3 separate regions of the Mus musculus genome follow, and regions 2 and 3 are each linked to region 1. Evidence: chromatin loops called from intact Hi-C (ENCODE). Cell type or tissue: left cerebral cortex. All regions are shown on one strand.

Region 1 (8,000 bases):
GCAGTTGTTTCTCCATATGATGTATTCTGGAAGAGGAGGGGAAAGTAGGGGAAGCAGGGAGTCACTACTAATACTAAGGGGCATTTGATGGGTCACACAGAAACCTATTACTATAGAAGCTTCCTAAACTATATACTATACTTATATGAAAGAAATCAAAATGGAGTCACCAAATAATAAGAGAGATAAGGCCCCAACTAGACATCTCCCATCACCAAATGAAACATCCAGTGCCAGAAATGGGTTAAATTTACTTGAGTTGTTGGCAAAAAGGGACTCTTGGAAACCCCTGAACAACTCAGGCTGCCCTGAAGAACTTGCCAAGGCTGTTGATTGTTCTCTACAAGCTGATGGTAAGGCCCCAATCGCTGAAGATAACACTCCCATATCTTATTGGACATGGAAAATTCCTGATGGTGCCTAACTAGAGCCTTCACCCATTTTTGGCTGTTCACATTTGCTCACACACTCTGGAAGCAGAGGATGGACAGAAAGTAGAAACAGGCTATAAAGCTTCAAGAACTACCCTCTGTGACTCACTTCCTCTAGCAAGGTCCCATCTCCCAAAGGCTCTGCAACCTCCCTAAACAATGCCATCAGCTGGGGATCAAGTACTCAAACACATCAACTTATGGGAGCATTTCATGTTGAAAACAACAACCTTTATATGCATATTCATTTTTATTCCATCTACAAAGTGTAAATATGATAATGCTTTTTAACTGCTAAAAAGATTAAAATCTCACGCTCAGCTGAATTTACCAAATTTTCTTCCTATTTGCAATAATTTTTGGCTCTTGTGCTCTTACATATATTATCCTAGTTATGTATTACAAATGTGTTCTTCATCCCCCATGGCTGAAAGTTTCTTGTTACTTTAGATCTTTCACATAAAGAACTGTTAAGTCCAGAGACATTCTTCAAGCCATGGAGAAGAGACTTGCTGTTCTAAGAAGTTGAACCCTGAGGTCCCCCCAAAGTGTTATCCAAAGTCATAACTCTTGAATTTGATGGACATGGCCACTCTCTAACAGGCCAAATACTTGTAAGTAAGTTCACTATGATTGAATTGTTTTCTATGAAACTATCAACCTAGCTCACTTAACATGGGCCCCAAATGGAAATCACAACAACAGTAACAACAAAAAACAGTTCCTGTTTTCTAAGAATAGTTGATTGAGTGTTGACAGGTGTGTGAAGGTTAGTTCTTCATTCAGTGCAAGGACCTGAGTTCTTTCTGGCATCTTCTTGATTTCTCAGGGAATTTCAGTGCTTGGCAGGATCTGATGGGATATCTCTAAGTGAGAAAGAGTGATGGATTTCATATGTGTCTTTTGAGCCAGGATAGAAGTCAGATGACCCTTTCCACCTGTGTTCCAGTAGCCATGAATCATGCATATGGCCATGGCTGAGGGAAGAACTTTGTCTAAAAATATGCCCAGAACAACTGTGTTCAGTGAATACTAGTCACCCTCTGTTGGTAGAGTTAGGTAGCGAATAGCTCTAAGTTTGAATAAAGAGGATATAGCCCACATGAACCCAGATCAGGATGGGGCTCCAAAGTGGGTTTTGATACTGAGATAAAATCCCAGATGGCTTGGAATGATGAAGAGGTGGGCTCCTATCCAAAAGGACATGCACAGTCTAGTATGGCTATAGGCACCAGAGGCAATAGAATGACTCCCTATGTCAAATGATGAAAACAGGTTGCCTGTACCAATAGGGCATTTAGATGGGCTAAATCTGAGGCAAGATAAAAACCTGGTTCTCAGACATAAGCAATTCTTTAAAGGACTCTGTAGACCTGATAACTATTGATCACTGTAATCACAAAGTACCTGGTATATTTGCATACTGATGGGGTTGGGGCTCAATAAAAAGCAATGGACTTCTCTAAAACTAAAATTTAACACCAAATGTCTTAATCAATATATCACCAAAAAACTTCAATTACAACCCATGAAACCTAGAACCCACGTTCCACCTTCTATGAAGCTCTTGAGAAAAATGTGTATCTGTGGCACCATAAAAAATTTAAAGTCCAACTTTTAAAACTCACTTGCTTACACAACCAACCACTTTAGAACAACTTAGAATTGTAAAAATAGAAAAACAGGTAGGTAATTAATACTTGTTCGTGATAAAATATCAAAAAAATAATTGAAATAATTTATAATGTGATTCACATGTCAAGACTGCAGATTTATGCAACAAAATAAGTATCATGTAATATAAGTCACATATAACAAAATTTTGTGTCACGTGTGACTGAAACTATGAAAGACCGGGAAGGGGAGAGTAAATGAGGCAAGGGGCTACCACAGGAGGATATATGGAGTTGCTACTCCAGAGCAATCAAACTAGGACTTTTTTCCTCTTCTTAGATATGCTTCCTAAATTCTGCATCATATACTTAATAATGAGACAAACATGTTAAAATTGCATCACTGTCATATCCAAGTATTTTCATATTTTTTGGATTCACATGATGAAGCCATATTTCAAATACCCCCACACTTGGGAGTAATAGAGAAACACGTACATACATGCCCATGTACACCACAGCCCTCCAGAGCCAAAGCAGAGGCACCATTTGTAACAGATGGCGAGAAATCACAGAGGTTTCTGAGATTAAATGGCCTCTAACCCACAGCACAGTTCATTCACACGTTTGCATTGTTAGAAACAAGATTTGTGAGTCCCCTTTTTTCTTGTGTGCCTGAACCCCACCATTTCATGGATGCTGTATATAATTGGATATAGGTCATTGGGTCAGACTAGATCCTGCTCTGAACTGGGTTAATACTGGAGTCTTTGGCTCTTTCACACAGTTTCCCTTTTACTGTTTGTAATGCTTTATCTTCCAGAGGCAAACGGGACATCTTTCTGAAAATGAGCATGTAAATCTCTGCATTTCTCACAAATATGTTGGTTGCCTGCTTGTCTCCAGCCTCTTGGGCCCAATTAGCTGAAAACAGACCCTCATCTGTTTTGTCCCAGGCATGGATGGTTCCAAATAATAGAAACCCATCCACCTGGCTTAATCAAGAGAGAAAGATTTGCTGGAAAGCATGGGATGAATCCCAAGTCTCAAATCAGGGAGGCTGTGGGAAAAGCAGCACTAACCTGAGAAACTGAGACGTCGACCTCACCTTTCTTTCTGTCCCCTTCATGCTCCCTCTGCCTTCTCTGTTACCCTGTTTCATTCAGTCCCTAGTCCAGTCCTCTTTTCTCTGGCTCCTATGCTATGTCTACTTTACCTGGACTACTGTAACATTCTGCATCCCATCCTCTTGTAATTGTTCTTAGCCTGTTTGGAGTGAGATCACCAGACATCACAAAGGATATGGCTATCCCAAGACAAAACGTGTGTTCACCAGCTTTGACACTGACAGCGTGCTGCCTGGCCCCCTCAGCCACTCTCCTTTAAGACAGTGCTGGGCATGAGCGTTATAGCGTGTGAGCACTACAATAGTAGTACTCACTGCTATTGTTTAAAGGGTTAGGGTTTGGTGAGACTTGTCTATGTTCCTGTGTGGTATTTGATCCAGCTGACTCTCATTGCTGCCTTTGTATTATCTATGTGTGTGCGTGTATGCAGATGGTTCTCTTACCTACAAAACAGAGTGTAGAAATAATAGATTCTCTTTACGTGATCTCTACTATAGTAAAACGGATTGGGAGAAACATTTCAAAAACAACTTCTCGCTGTATAAATATTACACTCTTACCACTTTTCCCCCTTCCCAGGCTTCTTACCACCCTGCCAGGGTTTACACCAAGTGTTGGCTTGGTTCTGCTGAACTATCAGGGAGCGTTCGGAAGTGATGGTATTCAGGATGGGGAGATAGAGGAAGAAATCATTAAGTTCCTGGGAAATTAAACCTATGATACATTAAAATGCCAAGCCTGATAATGTTTTTAAATAAAGGTTAATTTACTTAGTATTTTAACATTTATATTTGAGTTATTCTAAGCTGAAATGTGAGTCAGCCAATCTGCTTTTCTAAACTTCTGCTCTTAGATTCCTGTCCTGATAAAAAGTAGATACTATGCTTCTGAGCCAGAAAGTGGTGGTGGTGAGGTATCTTAAGCTTCGCCATCTCCCTCACATCCCACATCCACCTCCTTACCAAATACCCCTTATAGCTTCATCTGTTAAGCCTTGCCTCAACTACAGAAATAGCCCAGCATAGTGCTACCAACTCTACCTGCTCAAAATCCCTTCATGGTTTTCTTCTCTCTTGGGCTTGACTAGTGTGACTTTCCAGGCACCTTCTTCTGTTCCCATCCTTGATCATGTCAGCATCCTTGTCGTACCCTTAATACACCGTAAAAATCTAGTTTTGGCCCTTGCAATCACCATTTCTTTATAGAGATACCCTCTTCTACATTCTTTCTGCCTTTTCCAGTATCCCTTATCCAATAATATTTGGTCCCTTGATGTTGTATTTTTGAACTCACTCTGAAAGGGGTAGTCCTGTCATTATCTGGCTTCTCATCTTGTGAATATCTTTCTGAAATCCTTCTCAAACACAGCAGGGATTTAAATACCATCTGCTCTTCTGGCAGAACACCTTGAAGGCAGAAATTGTAGCAGTCACAATTGTAGCCTTAGAATCTTGCACAGGACCAGGAAAAGGGGACTCTGATTAAAAAAAAAACTTGAATAAATGAATCAACCAATCAGTCATGTGTTTCCGTCTAGATCCATTCTTACTAGGGAGAGGGAAGCCATATATGAGTCCCATATGGTTGGAGTGATATATGCAAATCAAAGTCCAGCATTTTGCTAAGATGCCAGCGATCTGTTGTACTCTGCCCTGTAGTCTCATTAATAAAGAGAGCATAGAGTCCAACCCAAGATATGCTGTAGATATGACTCTGACTAAAGATAGAGACATGACATACTTTCAGACCCCATTGTAGGTTGATATGCAACTGGATGGTGGACACATTCCAAAGTGAGCAGGGACTGTTTTCTTGACTGTCTGTAATGACCATCTGGATTCAATTGTTAATGTTCAATCCTATTTGTTGCTAAGGCAACCCAGTTATAGGCTATCCTCACTTTACCAAAGGTGATATTGCCAGAGTCATCTTATAAGTCAGATTTGGAAAGACACAATATATTTTCCTAGGTGAAAAGTGATGTTAATGGTGACTAGAACCTAGAGAATTGCATTTAACTCATATTGTTGCAATACTTGTGCAAAATGAGTCAGTAAATATATCCCATGCTGCCCAGCTCACAGCAATATTTTGGAACAATCTGGTCATGAGAGGAAAATCAGCCTCTTTCCAATATTCTCCAAAACTGGTTTGAGCCTCAGGATATCCTGTGTTTAGACTGTAATTTTCCCAAAGTTGTTTGAATGCCTGGCTTATCCTGGAAGAGTTTATTAGGATCCATCATTCTAGTCATATGCACATCAAAATAAGGATCTTTTGTGGGCTCCAGAAATATGTGGACTTAAAAAGACCCCACCCTGGTGATTCCAGCATTCTTTGTGTATTATTACCTAAACCTCTTCAATAGCTCTCCCGTTGACCCCTCCCCACTTCCTCAGCACTGGGGATGCCTTCCTACAAAACTGTCAAGTTCAAAGTCACAGTTCTATAGGAAGTTACCTTATAGGGTACCATAATTCCAACTGATACAGTTCTGATCATGGTATACTTGGAAGATGTTGAGGAGTAGACTTGATTTGCTGATGCTCACAGGAACAGGCTCTTCCATCTCTACTAAGGGAGAAGGCTGACAACCCAAACACAGAGATCAACGCTGCCATGGTTACAAGCTCCATTATCAACATCATGGGATTCGTTTAAAAAATAACTAAAATAGCCCTGTTTCTTGTTCTTATTACATTTGGACAGAGGCATGTGTCTCAAAGGCAATCTACATATAAGACACTCCATCCTATTGGTGGGATGCCTCCCCAGATACTAGGAAAGTCCGTACTATATCACTGCTCTGACCATCTTGATTTTTATAATAAACTACAATGATAGAGTAATGAACCACTGTGCATGACTACGTCCTAGTGAAGCCATATCATCAGACCCCAGAAAACTCAGACAAATCTTAAAGAGGAACCTAATTTAGGTTCAAAACAGGATCCTGAGAAGGCAGTTTTCAATGAGATAAACATAGTTAATAATTGACTGCAGTAGTTATCAAGTACTCTGCTAGATTTTGCAGAGCGTTATAATAAAGGTTCTCATGCCCCACTATCACTCTTGCAAGCAAGAGAGAGAGAGAGAGAGAGAAAGAGAGAGAGAGAGAGAGAGAGAGAGAGAGAGAGAGAGAGAGAGAATGAGAATGTATCTTTCTCCATTCCTTTAAGTCTTTGCTGACATAGGGATTCTTTGACCCACAGAACAGGACAGAAATGATGCTATGAAGGTCTAGAAGCTAGGTCTTAAAATGCCTCTTTTTACCTTGTTGATCCCTGGGGTCATTTTTTAGAGAACCTGAGTCTTTTCTTCTAAAACATTGGGTTTGTCAAAGCTTCCTAAGGAACATTCCAAGTAGGAGTGAGGCTGTCTCAGAACCTCCAGCCTCAGGCGAGCCTTCAGGTGACAGGTATCTGAATGATCCCAAGCAATTCCAGCGCAATAGCCTATGCAGCTGATTTCCAGGATGATAAATTACTATCATTTTAAGCCACTAAGTATTAGAGTACTGATTGATAATCTGATTTGGTCTCATATTAAAATACATAAATGGAAAATTATCACCCATGATCTTTCTGTGCAGGCATAATTATTATTATTAAAGTTGACTTTCTTCCAGAATTTTAATATTCAAATCAAGACATATGCAAAGAGGCTTTGTTCTTGTTGACATGCTATTGGAATTCTGCTGTACATGCTATCTGAAAACCTGTATTTTTCTTGTAATAATATACTCATCACTTTCATGTCTCATAAATAATCTTTCACATCATTTTAATGACTACATAATACTCCATCATTGTAGTATATATAATTTACTTAACCAGTGCCTGTGACTGGGTCATTTTGACTGTTATACTTAACACTGTAATGCCATAAATCTTTGTACAGATAAATGATAATCTTTTGTAATACATTATGGGTATAGCTGCTTAAGGGTTTTGTTTTAGTATAAAGTAAACAAAACATCTTAATTTTACTTCATTTTATCCATGAGTTTAATGAGAGTCTTACATGTCTGTTGGCTATTTGTTTATCTAGTGTTTTATTAAGAAATGGCCCTTGTGTATGTTTATTCAATTTTTAAACAATTTGTTATGTAACACACACACACACACACACACACTATGGAAGGATATCACAGAACATTAGATAAAAGTGGGTCACTCTCAATTCTTTTCTAGCTACTGGGCACTAAGTATATTACCTACATTTTTCAAGCCTTATTTCTCTTATGTGGGGAGCGAGTATCTATTTCCTTACATTGTGATTTTGGTGATTTAAGAAGTGTTCAACAATATAAGTTATAGAGACTAAGTGTCTAATAAATACTGTTTTTATACGTGTTTGCCTTACAAAAACCAGGCCATATTATATTGCATTTTTGAAAGGATTTATGTAATTTATGTATATGTGTCAGTGTGCAGATATGTGCATATTAGCCCATGGAGGCCAGGAGTATATGGGATGGGATTTGTTTTACCCTTTGGAAGCAGTTCCCTGCCTGGTAATGAGAGGCTCTTAGAAGATGAGGGGATGCTGTCCTATTCCAATGTGGTGTGAGGGAGGTTGTGGTACCTGTCTCATGAGGAGGGCAGCCTGCTTAAGAGAGCACAAGGAAATCTAGGTCCATAATAATGTATCTATGTATATGGGGTACTCAAGACATGGTGGTTGCATGAGTAGAGGCCAAAGGACATTAGAAAGTTCCTGGACTTGGTGGCAGGTATCTTTACCAACCGAGCTACTTTGTCAACCTCATTTTTAAAACATTAGCATGAATTGTTGCATGGTGACTTATGCTTGTAATAAGAGCACTT
Region 2 (8,000 bases), 220 kb before region 1:
GAAGGAGAGTGGTGTCCAAGCCATCAGAGGAGGCAAAGAAAGAGGGAAGGGGAGTCAAACCTGCTGATACCTTGACATCAGTCCTCTGGCCTCACAAACTGTGAGCCTATTACAGTTTCAGGGGGTTAAGCCTCCCAGTTTATGGAACTTGATTAAGGAAGCTCTGGGATTCTGATAGAGAGGGGTTGGGACATTTGATTTGGTTTTTCCTCTTTTCCTTCCCAAAGGACGGACTGACAAAAACATTTTGAGGATACAGTATTCTTGAGGAGAGAGCCCCAAGAATACAAGGCAGGTAAAGAAAGAGAGACAAAAGACTACAGGGAAGGGAGAAGATGGGATGCATGCGGTATGGGAATGTTCTTCAGCTCCCACAGTGCTAAGTGTAATTAGACCACAGGATCACAGCTTCTTGGAGAAAGTCTCTACCCTACCCACCCATGATTTCTGCAGCAAAGGTTAATCCTAGCCTCCGGGTCCTTGCTACAATGATCAGGATGTTACACCCCAGATTATAACTGCAGCTTAGATCAGAGCCAAGGTATTTGCAAATTGTTGGTTCATTGTAGGCCCTGGCTTTCATTTACATATGATAACCACAGACCTTAGATATCCTCAGAGGGACTTTCAAATGATCTGAGACCTGTGTCTCTTCAAAGGCCTGTATAACTAGGATGGATTTAATGGGCTATTCACCCCCATGATTCAGCATTTCCTACGTTCCAGCACTTGGAGAATTTGCTCATTAGCTTCGAGAGGCAGCTTTTTAATGGAATAAAATAAGAGGAAAAGCGGGTTGTGGTTTCAAAAGTTACTGTGATTAAAATCATATGGACAGCTGCTGTTCAGTGTAGTGTCGCCCAGTGTGAATGAAAAAGTACTCTGTCTGACAGCCACTGGGCTGTAAATTCTGTTTACTGTATAGATCTTTCTGTGCCTTTAAAGTTTCCAAAGCAGTGTGTGAATAGATAGCATTGGTAGGAAATCGATTTCTTTAAAATAATCCTAATATAAAGAGTAACTGTCTTCATTGAAGAAAATTTGGAAAATACATTTAAGCAAATATCTTTTTAAAAGCAGATAATCTCTTGAGTTTTAACATTTAGGGTGTGTATCCATCTGGTGCCTTCTTGTCTGCTCATACATATATATGCATACATTTACTAATTTGGAATCATACTGTAAATACAGTTTTCAAACTTGCTTTAGTTAACGCATCCTAACCACAATCCTATGCTAGCTATGGAGATACTCTTTCTGCCATGTGGTTATCATGATTTATTTAATTGATCTCCTTCCTCTGGAAATTTAGATTGAATTTTAGGTTTTTGCTATTAAAAAGGATTCAATGTACATTTTTCAATATGTAATTTTAAAGAAAAGAAAAGAAATGAAAAAAGCCTGAGGCTTCTAGGTTTACTTTCTGATGTAGGGAAGGACAGCCAGGGAATGGCATTGGCACCTAGGTGTAGAGGGCTGTCAGTTGCTCCACTATCCCTAAAGGGAGGCCTCTTTTGTGCACTAAATGTAAGGTCCTTGGAGGCGGTCATTGCCTGATCTTTAGTTGGTCAACTTTAGCAGGCAGTTCATACAAGCAGAACAGCCTTTGGTAATGGCAGCATGGAAAATGGACCTAAGTGCTCAGTGCAATTAGCAAGAGGTGCAATCTGAGGGGGTGGTACTCAGACATTGTGCTGGTTCCTCCCTGAGGAGCTGGGGCTGTGTGACTCACAGCAGAAGGGGGTGCACTTGGGTGCTTCTGCTCCCCCCGCCCCCTTCTCCATCCTCTCAAGACTGAAAATTCATAAGCTGTTCTCAGTGACAGTTGTGCAAAATGAAAAGCTCTGTGAATGTGTGGAGAATAGATTATCCTGACTGCTGTTAAGCGTTTGACAAATTGGGAGTTTTGTCATACATCAAAGAACAATAGAGGGAGAATAAGGAACGATGTGCATCATATAAATACAACATACCTGATGGCTCCTGGCACCATTTATCTTCCTGGGGGGTGGGGCTGAGGAGGACTACAGGGAGGCAAGTGGGAAGAGGGAGGTCACTGGCCCCAGGAGGCTTTGAAAACCAACCCATGATCAAGATCAAGGACTATGTCTCTGGATATCCCAGGCCATTTAGGGGTTTTTCTCATTGTGATTTCTTAAACTATGAATTATGGGGAGAAATTTCCTGAATCTGAAAGGGAAGGGGGTCTGTGAAGCTACTGGTCCATCAAGCAAGAGTCTTGTGTCCTCTAGAATGTAGAGGACGTGGAGAATTAGCTGCTTAGAGTCTGGTAGAGCTCTGTCTAGCAATAAATACAATGGGAAGGTAGGTGCCGGAACAACAGCTCTGTTTCTGTTTTTCTCTCCCAGCCACAGCTTCTACCACCCTTAGCAGAGGGATGCCAAGCTCCAAGTGGGGGCAGTTTGGTTCAGTCTTGGGGCGCAAAAGAGCTTGCATAGACTATACAATGGCTTCCACTGTAGATGGAAGCCCTGGCCCTTATATACAACACAAAGAGAAACATGCAGAGAAGGCTAGAGGTAGCAAACTTTCCTGAAGGTTTGTAGGAGAAGGTAAGAAGGCCTTAACAGTGCATCTTCACATCCCTTTAGCAATGGGGTATTGAAGGTGTGGACAGCCTTTGGCAGACATGTGCAGACCTCTTCATGCCTGGGATGTTGGTGTGCATTATAGCAAGAACCAATAGAGTTTACTTATGGGAATTGTGAAAAGGCTATAAATCTCATTGCAGTGATGATCCCACAACTCTATGAATATACTAAAATGCATTTATATAATTCCAAAGGTTGAATTATATGACATGTGTATTATGTTTCTGTTAAGCCACTATTCTTCCCAACCCAAGGAAAGGAGACAGAGAGTATCTGGCACACAGCGGGGGAACATATTTATATAGACTTGAGTTTTTTCCCATCTCACAGATGCCTATGGAAAAGGTTGACAAGCCCTCAGCTCCCAGCTTTCCAAGTTCAAGTCTTTAGAGTCTGCTCCTTAAAATGTTGTCTGCTTTCCAAAAGCAGACACCCAGCCTTCATTTAAACCCAAGGAGCTTACTATGATGACATTCTTAGTCAGATAATTATGCTCCAAAAACTCCAGGGTGTGAGCTAACAGCCCAGTTTCCATCAATTCAAATCTTTCCCCATGTCTTGAGAGATCATTCTTATATATTTGAGTGTCTATGTTGAGTCTGTATACCATATTGCAGAAGAATTTGCTGGAAGGGAAAAAATGGTGGTAGAAAAGAAGTCTTTGTGCTGTCTAACGCAGATTTTCTTGTAGTAATTGAAGCCTGCTTCCCACTGCCTGTCTGAATTCTGGCATCTGCTGAGGCTTAGATGCCTGGAGTCAAATGGAATAAGTGCCTCTTTGGAGAGCAGCTCCTGGAGGCCACTGAGTTTTTGTCACATGTCAGTGGCATCTGCATATGGATGTGAAATGTATATTTTAAAATGTGCACACACTTGACTGCACCCATGTCCTGTTCCAAATGTGTTTATCCAGTTGCCCATCACAGATCCATCCTGAAGGTTTGGGGGATTAGGGGCTGGCTGACCAATTCACCTTTGTCTCCCAGCCCATAGCCTTCCAGAGCATTGAATGCCCCCAGTCACCTTTGTGACTTCCTCCTCCTCCCTGGAATAACAAGGCTAAAGGATTGAGCTTCATGGTTGGTTACCTGGGAGATGGATTTGTTACCTTGGTAGAAGAAAACTGGAAGCCACAGCTACTACTGCAGCCAGCAAGGAAATAGCAAGGGGTGAGCGTAGAGTTTGGAGTCAGCCGACTTGTTTTTGAGTACTGGTTGAGGCATTTAGCAGCCATGTGAAATTGAGTATATCAAGACACTTCTCTTGGTCTCACACATAAAGATAAAGTCTTAGATTTCCTGTGGATGCCAGATCTATGCTTTAAAAATATTGAAAGTGATGTGTTCCACAGTCCCCTTAATGAGCATGTCTTAATGATCTAAAGACCTCCCCTGGTCTCCACCTTGTAAGGATCCCGACAACTTCCAGAAGTCCCACCCTGAAGATTAGGCCTTTAACACATGCATATTTGACGAACACTCAAGATCCAAACTGTAGCCCCAGCCCCATAGGAAACCCTGAAATCTTTCCCAATAGAAAGTTGAAAACATTGACAACCCCCCAACCCCCTACAACTTATCCCACTGTGGAAGAGCCTTTGCCCCCCTCCATGGAGTTGGGCAGGCTGTGACTCTTCCTCCCTATGGAGAAAAGTCAGAACAATGTTTTCAAAAGGTTTTCTCCTAACACTCTCTGTTCCCATGGTGCTCTTTTTCAGAATTACCCTCTAGGCAGTGAAAAGTACACATCACATGACAAGACACATGTCTGTGCTCTAAGTGACAGTCCCAGCCCAGCTGACCTTCAGCCATGCTAACCCAAGCACAAGACACATGAGGGAAAAAGACATATTAGAAATTCATTCTTCTAGTCCCAGTTTCCCCCACCCTCGAATAGAAATCCTTGTCACCCTGAACATCCCAGTCTTCCCAGTTGACATCCCAGGCACTATAGAGTGGAAGAAAACATCCATGCCAGACCTTCCTGGTACCCTGAACTAGTGATCTCTTATCTGTTGCTTTTAGAATTGTTAGGCATTAAATTTGTGTATCCACCCACCGCCAATTTCCATGTGGTTGGACCTTTAGGGAGAAATAGATTTAAAAGAGATCATGAAAGTGGGACCTCTAGGATGGGATTAGCATCTTTCTAAACATGAAAATATGTCAGAGCCAAGTGCCCCACCCGTCTCTCTCTCTCTACACATACCAAGGGCATGCCATGAGAGCGCATAGCAAGAAAGTAGTTGTCTGCAAGTCAGGAAGACCAATCAGCTTTATCCTGCTGATGCCTTGCTCTTAAACTTCCAGCCTCTAAAATGATTAGAAAATAAACATGTACTATTTAAAGCACCCAGGGTATGGTATTTCATTATAACAGTCAAATGTACTTCTCTGTAGCACAAGAGATGTGGAATTACCTAGATTGGCCTCTGATGTTTGCTATTTGGGTCCTTGGTCATCATAGAGGTAGTCTCCAGGGTATAAATTCATCATAGCAAATTCTCTCCAGGAGAGAAATGTGTTTCAAACAGGCATTCTCTGGCAGAGTGGGTTTGGCTTCTCTTTCTTCCCAGTGCCCACTGTGATAGGATAAGAATTGGGCTGAGTGAATGGACAGCTGGCATGTGGGGGATGGGCAGATGGAGTGGATATACACTTGCACATTTATGGGTGTGAGTGGTAGGAGTCCATAGAAAGTTCAGGAATAGAGGTACACAGCTCCTCTGGAAAGACTTACCCAGTGTTCTTCTGCCTTGTTCACCCTGAGCCATATGAGCAGTTCAGTCTTGCTTATCCTCAGTAAGTCTCCTTCCTCCCACCCTGCATCAAACCAGAGCTATTATCCAAGGACAATAGGGTTCTGTGGTGTTTCTCATTCTGCAGCAGAGAAGCAAAGCTGACAACATGGTATTTATATCACACTCTGGCTTTCCAGAGGCCTCACATCCACTAATGAATTAATTCTTCCTAACAACAGTGCCTTTATTAGGGTGGCATCGCACTGTGTTCATCAGACAAGGGCACTGAAGCAGTGGCTGAAACTGCTCCTGATGCGTGAGATGCCCAGCTGTGGCCACTACGGGGTCATATGAGGCGTGTTGTGCGGATACAGAAAATGGGACAAGGAACTTGGATCTGGATGTGAGCAAAGCCTGTGGTTACTCCTTGGGAAGATGAATTTGAGTTTAGAGTCTTCATTTTCCTCATCTGTAAAACTAGGAGAGCAAGAAACTAGACAACATGTGGATTCTTTGTGAAGATTTGGAAACACATGGGGGGGATTTTGTGAGCCGTGACACATGCATAGGAATACTGTGGCTGAGGGTGCAGGAGGGTGCTGCATTGTATGGAGGGTGAAGTTCAGAGAACAGAGTAAGAACCCTCAAAATTTCCTGGAAGATTAACATCTATAAACTTCTCTGACTCTAGGCCATTCAGATTTTCTTTCCCTAACGTCTAAGCTCTACGGAATCTATCTGTTCCCCAGCACCAATTAACTCCTGATGCTCTTTACTCTCATATGCTGGCTTTCATGTTCCATTCATCTGTCTGTCCATCCTTCCATCAATCCATCCATCCATCCATCCATCCATCCATCCATCCATCCATCCATTCACCCATCCACCCACCCATCCACCTATTCATCCATCTATACATACATACATTTAACTTTATTTTTGTGTATGTGGAAAATATTTTATTTTACTAAGAATGGGAATTATCATTGATGGGTGATAAAGATTTCAATGTGTTGATCTGTAGAGCTTGGCCCACAGGTTCTGAATCTTGGATTCCACACTCTCTACTCCCAATGTTTGAAATGCATTTGTGTCAGCTTGTGATGGTCAATCCTTATTGTTAACTTGACTGGAGACCCACCTCTGAATGCTTTTGTGAATGTGTTGCTAGAGATACTTACTGGAGGCAGGAAGACCCTCACTGAGTGTGGTTGCCATCGCCAAGTGGGTGGGGTTCTCAAGTGAATAGAAAGGGGGAAAGAAAGCCAAAATTAACTCCACCAGTCATCCTGTTCTACTTCCTGACTGCAGATAGAATGTGACCAGCTTCCTCATACTTCTCCTGCTACAACCAGTGTCCCTAGGACCACCATGCCTTCCCTGCCATGATTGACTGCATTCTCAATCCGAAAATCAAAGTCATCCCTTAAAATGGCTCTTGTTAGGTGTTTTGTCAAGGCAAGAGAGAAGTACTTAAGCTTTTTCTCATGACTGGTGGCTCAACCATAGCTCCTCTTCTAACATCAAATCTTTACATAAGAAGCTCCTTATATCCTCTTTGTACCTAGCACCCATGGTTATGGTCATTGTAATAAAATATGCAAACACAATTATGACCTTCTTGACTATTTCTCTATGTATAGCTTAATGGCATAGAGAACATTCATAATGAGGTATAGTCATTGGCAACAACCATTCCACAACTCTCTTCACTTAACTTCAAATCTCTGCCAACCACCGTTTCTCCTAACTATGGTTTTTCACTATTCTAGGTACCTCATGTCAGTGGAACTGTGGAGTCCTTCCTTTCTGAAACTAGCTTGTTTAACTTAGCATAATGCCTTCAAGGTTAACCTGTGTTACTGTGTATTTTAGAATTCCCATCCCTTTTAAGCTCATTGAATATATGGGTTACATCTTGCTTTCCATTCATCTCTCTGATGACACCCAAGGTTGCTTCCAGTTTAGTTATTGTAGATAATTCTTTTGTGAATGTAGGTATGTTCAGGGATTACTTTTTACTCCAAATGGATAGCTTTGTCTGATGGATATCTGTGGCAGCTGATCACAGTGCTTCTCTGTGATAGGCACTGTTAAGGCAGAAATGACTACAGTTGCAATTGTTAAGCAACCATGTGTGTATGACAGATACTTCCATAATGCCTGGGGAGAAGGGAGAAAGGCAAAGGAGCAGGATTCCAGCTCAGATTTCTCCGTCCCGAGCTACTTGCTTACCTGTTTTGTGTCTTATTTTTGTTACTTACAAAAGTAGGATTGCGTTTTCAATTTCATCTGCTCATTGCCTATCTGTTGCATGTACAGTTCAATGAGAGGAGAGAGTGAATGTATTTCATCAAACAAAAGGCATTAAACTACTGACAGTTGTCATTCCCCCAAGGGCCTGACATGTAACACATGCCAACAGATGCTGTTTGAATTCATGAGTGTTTGCTTAAATCTGCAAGTAGCAGACTTTGTTTTTAGTTCTGGTTCTCTTGGCCTCAGACTGGCTTTGTTGTGGATCCTGCTTTGTAGGGATGGGCCTATTGTGCCAGCCCTGTTAAAACAAATAAGTATACACAGCTCCCTGTGAGACTGCATGACCCAAGAGAACAATGGCGTTGATGTTCAAATGAAATAGGCCTCTC
Region 3 (8,000 bases), 58 kb after region 1:
CTATATCTATATCTATATCTATATATATATATATATATATATATATATATATATATATATATATATATATATTTAGGTGGAGTTTGGGCGAGAGAAAACCCTGAAATAGTTGTCCACCAGGTTCAGGACAACTGGTATAGAGCCTTTGTTTGGAGACAGGCTTTCACAGACCTGGAAGCAGACCTTTGATTTCTTTATAAGGGAGCTGAGTGGCTGAACATCTCTGAGACCTAGTTCAGATATTTTTTTAAATGGTTGGTTAGAAAAGATAAGTCCCCAGAGCAGGACCAGACTCAAAGCGGAAGCACCTGCTATGTGTAGACATATAGGCACCAGGCTTATGCTGGACAGGATTCATTTCTTCTATTTCCAGATTAAGATTTGTTGGAAGGGGGACCATGACAAATGACAAAAGGGTCGGTTTTTCAAAAACAAGTATGAAGTCATTACAGAGGAAAAAGTAACGGTTCACAGGGAATGAGACAAGTTGTGATTCTTCATTGGCCCCAAACCACCAATTCTTCAGGGGCACACAGCAGCCCACTGAACTGGGACCACATGAAAGGGTTGAATGCAGAAGGGTGGGGGTGAGGAAGCACAATCATCTTGGCAGAATTGTTTCAAATACATTAGTGAATTTTCACTGAAAGAATGACAATATAATCAATGAGAGATTGTTAAAGTCGACAATGCAGCATTTCCAATGGGGGTGGGGGGTGGGATGTGAGATTCACTCCAAAGCAGAATAAGGAGGCGAAAGTACATTTCATTTAGGAGAAAGGGCATGGGAATCTTTTGAGAGGGTATCTTTTAGAATGTGGAGCTCTAATAGAAACCTGGCCAGTTATTTCTGATGCAATATTTAAGACAGAAACAGACTCTGTGTTGAAAGTCTAACAAAATGCTATTGAGGAAAAATTCTAAACTTTCTTTTTTTTTTTCCATTTTTTATTAGGTATTTAACTCATTTACATTTCCAATGCTATACCAAAAGTCCCCCATATCCACCCACCCCCACTCCCCTGCCCACCCACTCCCCCTTTTTGGCCCTGGTGTTCCCCTGTACTGGGGCATATAAAGTTTGCAAGTCCAATGGGCCTCTCTTTCCAGTGATGGCCGACTAGGCCATCTTTTGATATATATGCAGCTAGAGTCAAGAGCTCCGGGGTACTGGTTAGCTCATAATGTTGTTCCACCTCTAGGGTTGCAGATCCCTTTAGCTCCTTGGCTACTTTCTCTAGCTCCTCCATTGGGAGCCCTATGATCCATCCATTAGCTGACTGTGAGCATCCACTTCTGTGTTTGCTGGGCCCCGGCATAGTCTCACAAGAGACAGCTATTTTGTCATGCCTTCCTTGTGGATTCCAGATGCTAAGGCCATGCATTTTGTTAGCTTCCTTCTGTTCCTAAACAGAATAGTTATCAGATAGATCTTCCTCTGACATTAAAGATGCCCTTCTTTGTGAGCTGTCTGGTCGGATCGCCGCCGACCACACGTGACTGTCAAGCACTTGATGCATCCCTGCCATAACAGAGGAACCAGCTTGTTTTATGGTGCTCACTTTTGATCAGTGTGATATTTCAACACTGGCACAGCACACATTGATCAAAGCCAACCTCTCTCTGTCTACCCTAGGCATGCAACCTCTAGCTACCAGCATTCTGCATGGCTTGGGGTCTCTATAAGAGAGAATATCTGGTCTATGCCTTTTTGTGTCTGGCTTCCTTTGTTTGGCACACATTTCTCCAGTCCCATTCATTCTCCTTCAAATGACAGGATTTCATCTTTCTTTATGGCTGAGTATCTCTCCATTGGGTAGATATACTGCATTTTCTTTATCCACTCATCGGCTGGTGGGCATCCAGGCTGATTCTGTATCATTTCTATTGGCAATGTGTGCTGGGGTGGGAGAGCACGGTCATACAGTGGAGCTGTCTGCGTTTTCTTATGAGTTTCTTTTACTTCATATCCATGCCACATTATTTTTCATTCGAATTTGATAACAGCCATTCTAAATAGAGTGAGATGATACCTCCCTATCATTTGCATTTACATTCCCCTTAGTGGCTAATGATAGCAAGCATTCTAAAGGCATTTATTGGCCATCCATTAGGCTTCTTTGGGGGATACTGCAGTTAGATAAGAGCAAACAAGGATGGAAAAGACAAAAAGAGGCTATGAGGGTGGGTGTGTAGCTAAGGATTCTCATGAGAGGTATCCAACACAAGCCTCCTGGGCATGGAGGCTGGAGGGCTTCCTGGAGGGAATCCTGCCTAATTGAGGTGTATAGAATGAAAGGTATTTAATGGGAGAGAGAGGATTGGGAGAGAGAGCAATGCAGGCAAGAGTCCATACAGAGAAGGCACATGGGATGTTCTAAGAGCCCTAAGTAGTCAGTGAGCAGGGCAAGAGGTGAGGCAGAAAGAGGAGGACAGACAGGGACTACAGCAAGGTCTCCCTCTGCCCTGGGTTTGGACTTTGTCGTGAGATGTAGGAGGGATATTTAGTAGATGCCCACATTTTGTCCTCTGTGTGACTGGCTTCTGTTAATGTCACTATGCAGGTATGCCATTACCTTCCCAACATCCAAGGTCAGCTGCCACATCCCAGACTGTCTTGCCCCCATCCTCAGTACAGAATGCACCATCTCTCCAGTGCTGCCTGCCCTCTGCCTTCACCCACTTCCTATCAGGGTGTGGAGTCTGTGTCAGTGACTGTAGCTCTTTGGGGACAGGAGCTAGGTCAGAACACAACCTGAGACCAATATGTTCTCCCCATCACATCTGCCTCCCAGTTGGACACAATAGGACAGGGAAGGCTTGTACAATAAGACTCAGCTTTACTGCTGGGCGTAGTGGCACACACGCCTTTAATCCCAGGGAGGCAGAGGCAGGCAGATTTCTGAGTGTGAGGCCAGCCTGGTCTACAAAGTGAGCTCCAGGACAGCCAGGGCTACACAGAGAAACCCTGACTTGAAAAACCAAAAGGAAAAAAAAAAAAGGACTCAGCTTTATCCAGCAGTTTCACTGGGTAGCTTTGGGCCAGGTACCTAATTCTGTGATCCTTGATTTGTCTGATAGTAAGTAGAAACATATGTGTATATGATATCACACGTATCGCATACACATATACATACATACACATATGTATGTATGTATATGTGTATGACTGTTGAAGGAGGAAATGCCCCACCCTACTCCCACCTATAGGTGGTCACAGGCAAGTTTATCTTCTGCACCTGCTTCAAGCTGATGTCCCTAAACTGCATGTGTTCTGACCCTCAGGTGAGGTTGATAACAATGTAGGTACTCTGGCAACCCAGTAGGCTCAAGAATCTGGTAGGTGTTACAGTGGCATTCTGGGTACTTCTCATGGGCCATCTACGAGAAAAGTTAGAACTTGTAACCTGTTCTTATGGCGTCTGTAGGGGTGGAGCAGCTCCGTCCTGTAGGATCATCCAACGGTATACAAGACTGACACTAGAAGTCAGTGCATCTTGCCAATGGCTTCCAAAGGTCACAGCAAGTTCTATTTACTCCCTGATGAGAATCTCTGGGTCTCACGCAGTTGACAGGCACGTCTAGTTAGGGCCACACATTCTGAAACGCAGGGTGATTAGTTGCAGTGAAAATTGGAGACCCAACCAACTTTTAAAGAATGAAGAAACTTTACTGGGGGAAAAAAAACAGAAAACTATTGCCAAATTTCCTCCAGGATTCCTTTAATAACAGCAAAGCCCGGAGTGAGAGCACACGGAACAATCACAGAAGGGTTTTGCTGGTCCGTGGAGCTACAGCGAGCAAAATTGGAATCATTACCATCTGATTCTCAGACACCAGCATATGATTGTGTCCAATTAGGAAGAAGAAATGAAAATTTGGAGGATTTATTAGCATGGGGCAGCCTGAGGAGTTTGTAAGTCCCAGTTCACATGGAGGTAGATGAGAGACAGCAATTACAATCATTCTCTAAGCCGTGTTTGTTTTGTTCAGGTCCCCCCGGTTCTCCTGGCCACCTTTGCTAGGGACTAAATATGAGGAGTTCTGTGTGCCCTGATTTGCAGGGAGCATTTGGTAGAGATGAGAGGTATTTCATATAACCTGTAAGAAGATTTAACTCTGTAAGTAACTAACACTGCTTGTATCTGTGCCCAAAAGCATGCTGGGAATGTATCACACTGGATTAGGGAACATGAGAAGCCAGATAAAAGAAGCAGCAGTGGAAATAAGAAATAAGAGGATGCATGCTGTTGTATTTTCTTCCCACAGTCTAACTATGGCACTAAAGGAATATACCATTTTAATTAGAGATATGTGGAACCACCAAAGGAGATGGGTCAGTCCTGTGTCGAACCAAAGAACAACAGGCAGACAGATAATTCAGTCTTATTACAAAAGCAAAAAAGCAGAAAGGCAAAGTATGTGAAACTATGGATATGTTGATTTCGCTTTGCTATGGTAATTTCTGTGCATCTCTCCTTATCTTACTATCTATCGCCCATCTATAGCAGCGTACATAACTTGGATATATGTACTAAAGTTTATCTCTTTAAGGAAAGAACAATTTTACAGGAAAACACCAGGGGAAAAAAGGCAACACTTGAATAATATAGATGGGGTGCATTCACTTGGTCTCAGCCTAGCTACACTGCTGAGTTCCCATTATAAACCAGCCCTGCCAGCCTCTACCCTCACTCTGCTGCCCAGCAATCCAGCTTACCAAGAACTGGCTCTGGTGTTGGGATTTTGGATTGTATTACTCAGTCTCAAATCAAGGAGGGGGAAAAAACAGGTGTTTGGAGGAGAGTATTTTAAATGGAGCAGTCGATGGAACACGAAGAGTGAGCGTGTTCTATTTTGAACTGTCTGCCATCTGGAGAGATGGAGACTGGGGCTGTTGCTGCCAGGATGGAGAGAAGAGAGTGGTTGCCATGTTCACCTCCTACCACAGGGGCTATTTAAGCTCTAAACGTCTGTGGTGCCGGAGAGGCGTCTGAGCAGAGGTTTGCACTTGGAAACTTCAGCATCACTGTGGTGTCTGCAAATCAAGCAAAGAGGAGGACCACATTCAAGGACAGTGCAGAGGTGAGTAGCAGGAGAGAGTTCTGTGATGCTGTACCAAGGGACGGCTCAAAGAAGGGAGAAGGCTAGGCTTGTGAAGAAGTAGAAAGAAACCCGTGTTAGTATGATTATAGTATAACCTTATGAAACAGGAAAGTTAAGGAAACTGATTACAAGAAAAAAAATGGCCAACATTTTTACTTTAACCTCTAATAGAAAATAAGAAAGAGAACTGGAGGGATGGCTCCGTGGTAAAGTACCAACTGTTCATGCAAAGAACTACATTCAGATTACCAGCATCCATAGCAGACAGGACACAACTGAGTGTAACTCCAAATCCAGAGGGATCAGCCACCTCTGTCATCCACAGGCATCTGCACTCACATGTACACGCCCACACACAGATGTACACATACCCCATCCATGGGCACCTGCACTCACATGTACACGCCCACACACAGATGTACACATACCCCATCCATGGGCACCTGCACTCACATGTACACACACACACACAGATGTACACATACCCCATCCATGGGCACCTGCACTCACATGTACACACACACACACAGATATACACATACCCCATCCATGGGCACCTGCACTCACATGTACACACACACACACACACAGATGTACACATACCCCATCCATGGGCACCTGCACTCACATGTACACACACACACACAGATATACACATACACCATCCATGGGCACCTGCACTCACATGTACACACACACACACACACACAGATGTACACATACACCATCCATGGGCACCTGCACTCACATGTACACACACACACACAGATGTACACATACCCCATCCATGGGCACCTGCACTCACATGTACACACACACACACAGATATACACATACACCATCCATGGGCACCTGCACTCACATGCACACACACACACACACAGATGTACACATATATCATCTATGGGCACCTGCACTCAAGTGCACACACCCACACACAGCCATACACATACATATAATGCTTTACACATGAAAAGAAAATTTAAGAGCTACATAAGTTGATCAGGAACAATAGGAAAGTTAACTGAAGTGCCATAACGGGAAACATCTGGGCGAGGTTTGCTTAAAACTAATCTGAAGGTAAGGGCAGAACGTGAGCTGCTGGTGCAACTCTTGCAGAGAACCAGGGTTCTGTTCACAGCACCCACATTTGGCAGCTCACAACTGCGTGTACCTTCAGCTCCTGCAGATTCCACACCCTCTTCTGGCCCCCCACAAGCACCCACATGAAACTGTACAACCACACACAGAACACATGTGCATACACACCACAAAATAAGTAAGGATTTCTTAAAAATAGAAAGGCAGATATGCATGTAGAAGAGATGCTGAAGCCTGGCAGATCTCACCGTTGTCAGAGAATCTTTATATAAGGCAGAGACATGATAAAAGAAAAAAATAAAAAATAAAAGCAGCAGGGAATGATGGTTCAGGGATAAGATGATGGAAGGTAGGTCATAAGAACAAAACTTCCCGTGGGATAACTGCACAAAGATGTGAGACGTGAAAGATGCGAGGTGTGTGGTAATGGATTCAAGGTGAAGCTCTTACAGTCAGATATACTGAGGAACAATAGACTGTGGAAAGGTGGGAGGGCTGTATAAGTAGATGTAGTTTCATGATGTTTCATAAAACTCATGAAGCCGCTGTCAGAGTAGCAAGGACTCCAAGATCCCTTCTCCACGTTCCCATCTCTCCCCAACTTTTATTTTCTACTGGCTTCTATGTCTCTTACTGCTCTCGGCCCTAGGACAGTTTGCACCCCTGCTGTCTCTCAGATTTTGAGCAACTGATAACTGGTGACTCACAGTATCTCTCTGCAGCTGCCCAAAGTCAGACATTGAAGTCTGCCTCACCTAGTATATTTCCATATCCTCATCTATTGGTGTTTTTTTCTGAGCTAGCACATGTATTTGTGCAACCATAGTATCCAAGGAGGCTTGTTCTTCTGAAAAACACACACGCACATGTTTGCTCTCTCTCTCTCTCTCTCTCTCTCTCTCTCTCTCTCTCTCTCTCTCTCTCTCTCTCTCTCTCTCTCTCTCGCTTCCCCCCCCCCATCAGTTCCAGCTGCCTGGAGCTGGTCAGAGAGATCATCTTGGAGACTCTGGATTTTTGGTAGGGAAAGAATAGCGAAAGCTTACAGTCTGTGTGGCTCCGAAGAAGAACTGGATGCTCCCCTTCCCCTTCCCCTTTCCCCTTCCCCCTTCCCCTTCCCCTTTCCCCTTTCCCCTTCCCCCTTCCCCTTCCCCTTTCCCCTTCCCCTTCCCCTTCCCCCTTCCCCTTCCCCTTCCCCCTTCCCCCTTCCCCTTCCCCTTCCCCCTTCCCCCTTCCCCTTCCCCTTCCCCCTTCCCCCTTCCCCTTCCCCTTCCCCTTCCCCTTCCCCCTTTCCTTTTCTTTCTCTTTTTTTTTCTTTTTTTGAGACAGGGTTTCTCTGTATAGCTTTGGCTGTCCTGGAACTCACTCTGTAGACCAGGCTGGACTCGAACTCATAAATCTGCCTGCCTCTGCCTCCCAAGTGCTGGGGTTAAAGGCGTGCACCACCACTGCATGGCCCCCTTTCCTTTTCTAACCTGGCTACAGCTGCTTAGGGATTGCTGTTTGGCTACTGTGTTTCCACGAGGGTGTCAACTTGGGACTACATTTTTTTTTAAAGCTTGCAAACCTATAAAAAAAAGTACCCATTTTGAGACTAGGAAGTAACAGCCCAAATAAGAGAAGAAGAAGGGTTTGAGATCATGGATTTAGACCTGAATTGTACAATGCAGTAGCCACAGTAGGTGGATATTTAAGTTAAATATATGAACGAAAACATTAGTCCATTAGTTTCATCAGCCACATTTACAGGATCTATAGGTAGTGCTGGATATTATATTGAACATTATTTCTATCAT

The links. Peaks named below come from ENCODE experiments on the same cell type or tissue, not always from the same donor. Only the 100,000 strongest peaks of a DNase experiment are listed, where the experiment ranks them.
Region 2: a loop joins it to region 1, with 25 times the contacts of the local background. A loop is called at or near these places in 2 of 42 quality-filtered maps.
Region 3: a loop joins it to region 1, with 4 times the contacts of the local background. A loop is called at or near these places in 3 of 42 quality-filtered maps.

The regions. Positions count from the first base shown.
Region 1 is chr2:161,855,113-161,863,112 of GRCm38, reverse strand. The region is part of intron 9 of Ptprt (protein tyrosine phosphatase, receptor type, T); the gene reads left to right. Among named protein-coding and RNA genes, the nearest start is that of Gm35374, 470 kb to the right of the region's middle. In left cerebral cortex, a CTCF peak has its summit at 1,474; DNase peaks (open chromatin) are centred at 3,431, 3,774, 4,118 and 4,536; H3K27ac peaks cover 1,276 bases.
Region 2 is chr2:162,076,319-162,084,318 of GRCm38, reverse strand. The region is part of intron 7 of Ptprt (protein tyrosine phosphatase, receptor type, T); the gene reads left to right. Among named protein-coding and RNA genes, the nearest start is that of Ptprtos, 310 kb to the left of the region's middle. In left cerebral cortex, no CTCF peak of the experiment used is centred here; DNase peaks (open chromatin) are centred at 3,045, 3,291, 5,259, 5,559 and 3 more places; H3K27ac peaks cover 2,451 bases.
Region 3 is chr2:161,797,045-161,805,044 of GRCm38, reverse strand. All of the region lies in intron 11 of Ptprt (protein tyrosine phosphatase, receptor type, T), which reads left to right. Among named protein-coding and RNA genes, the nearest start is that of Gm35374, 410 kb to the right of the region's middle. In left cerebral cortex, a CTCF peak has its summit at 4,949; DNase peaks (open chromatin) are centred at 4,202, 4,883 and 6,887; H3K27ac peaks cover 2,374 bases.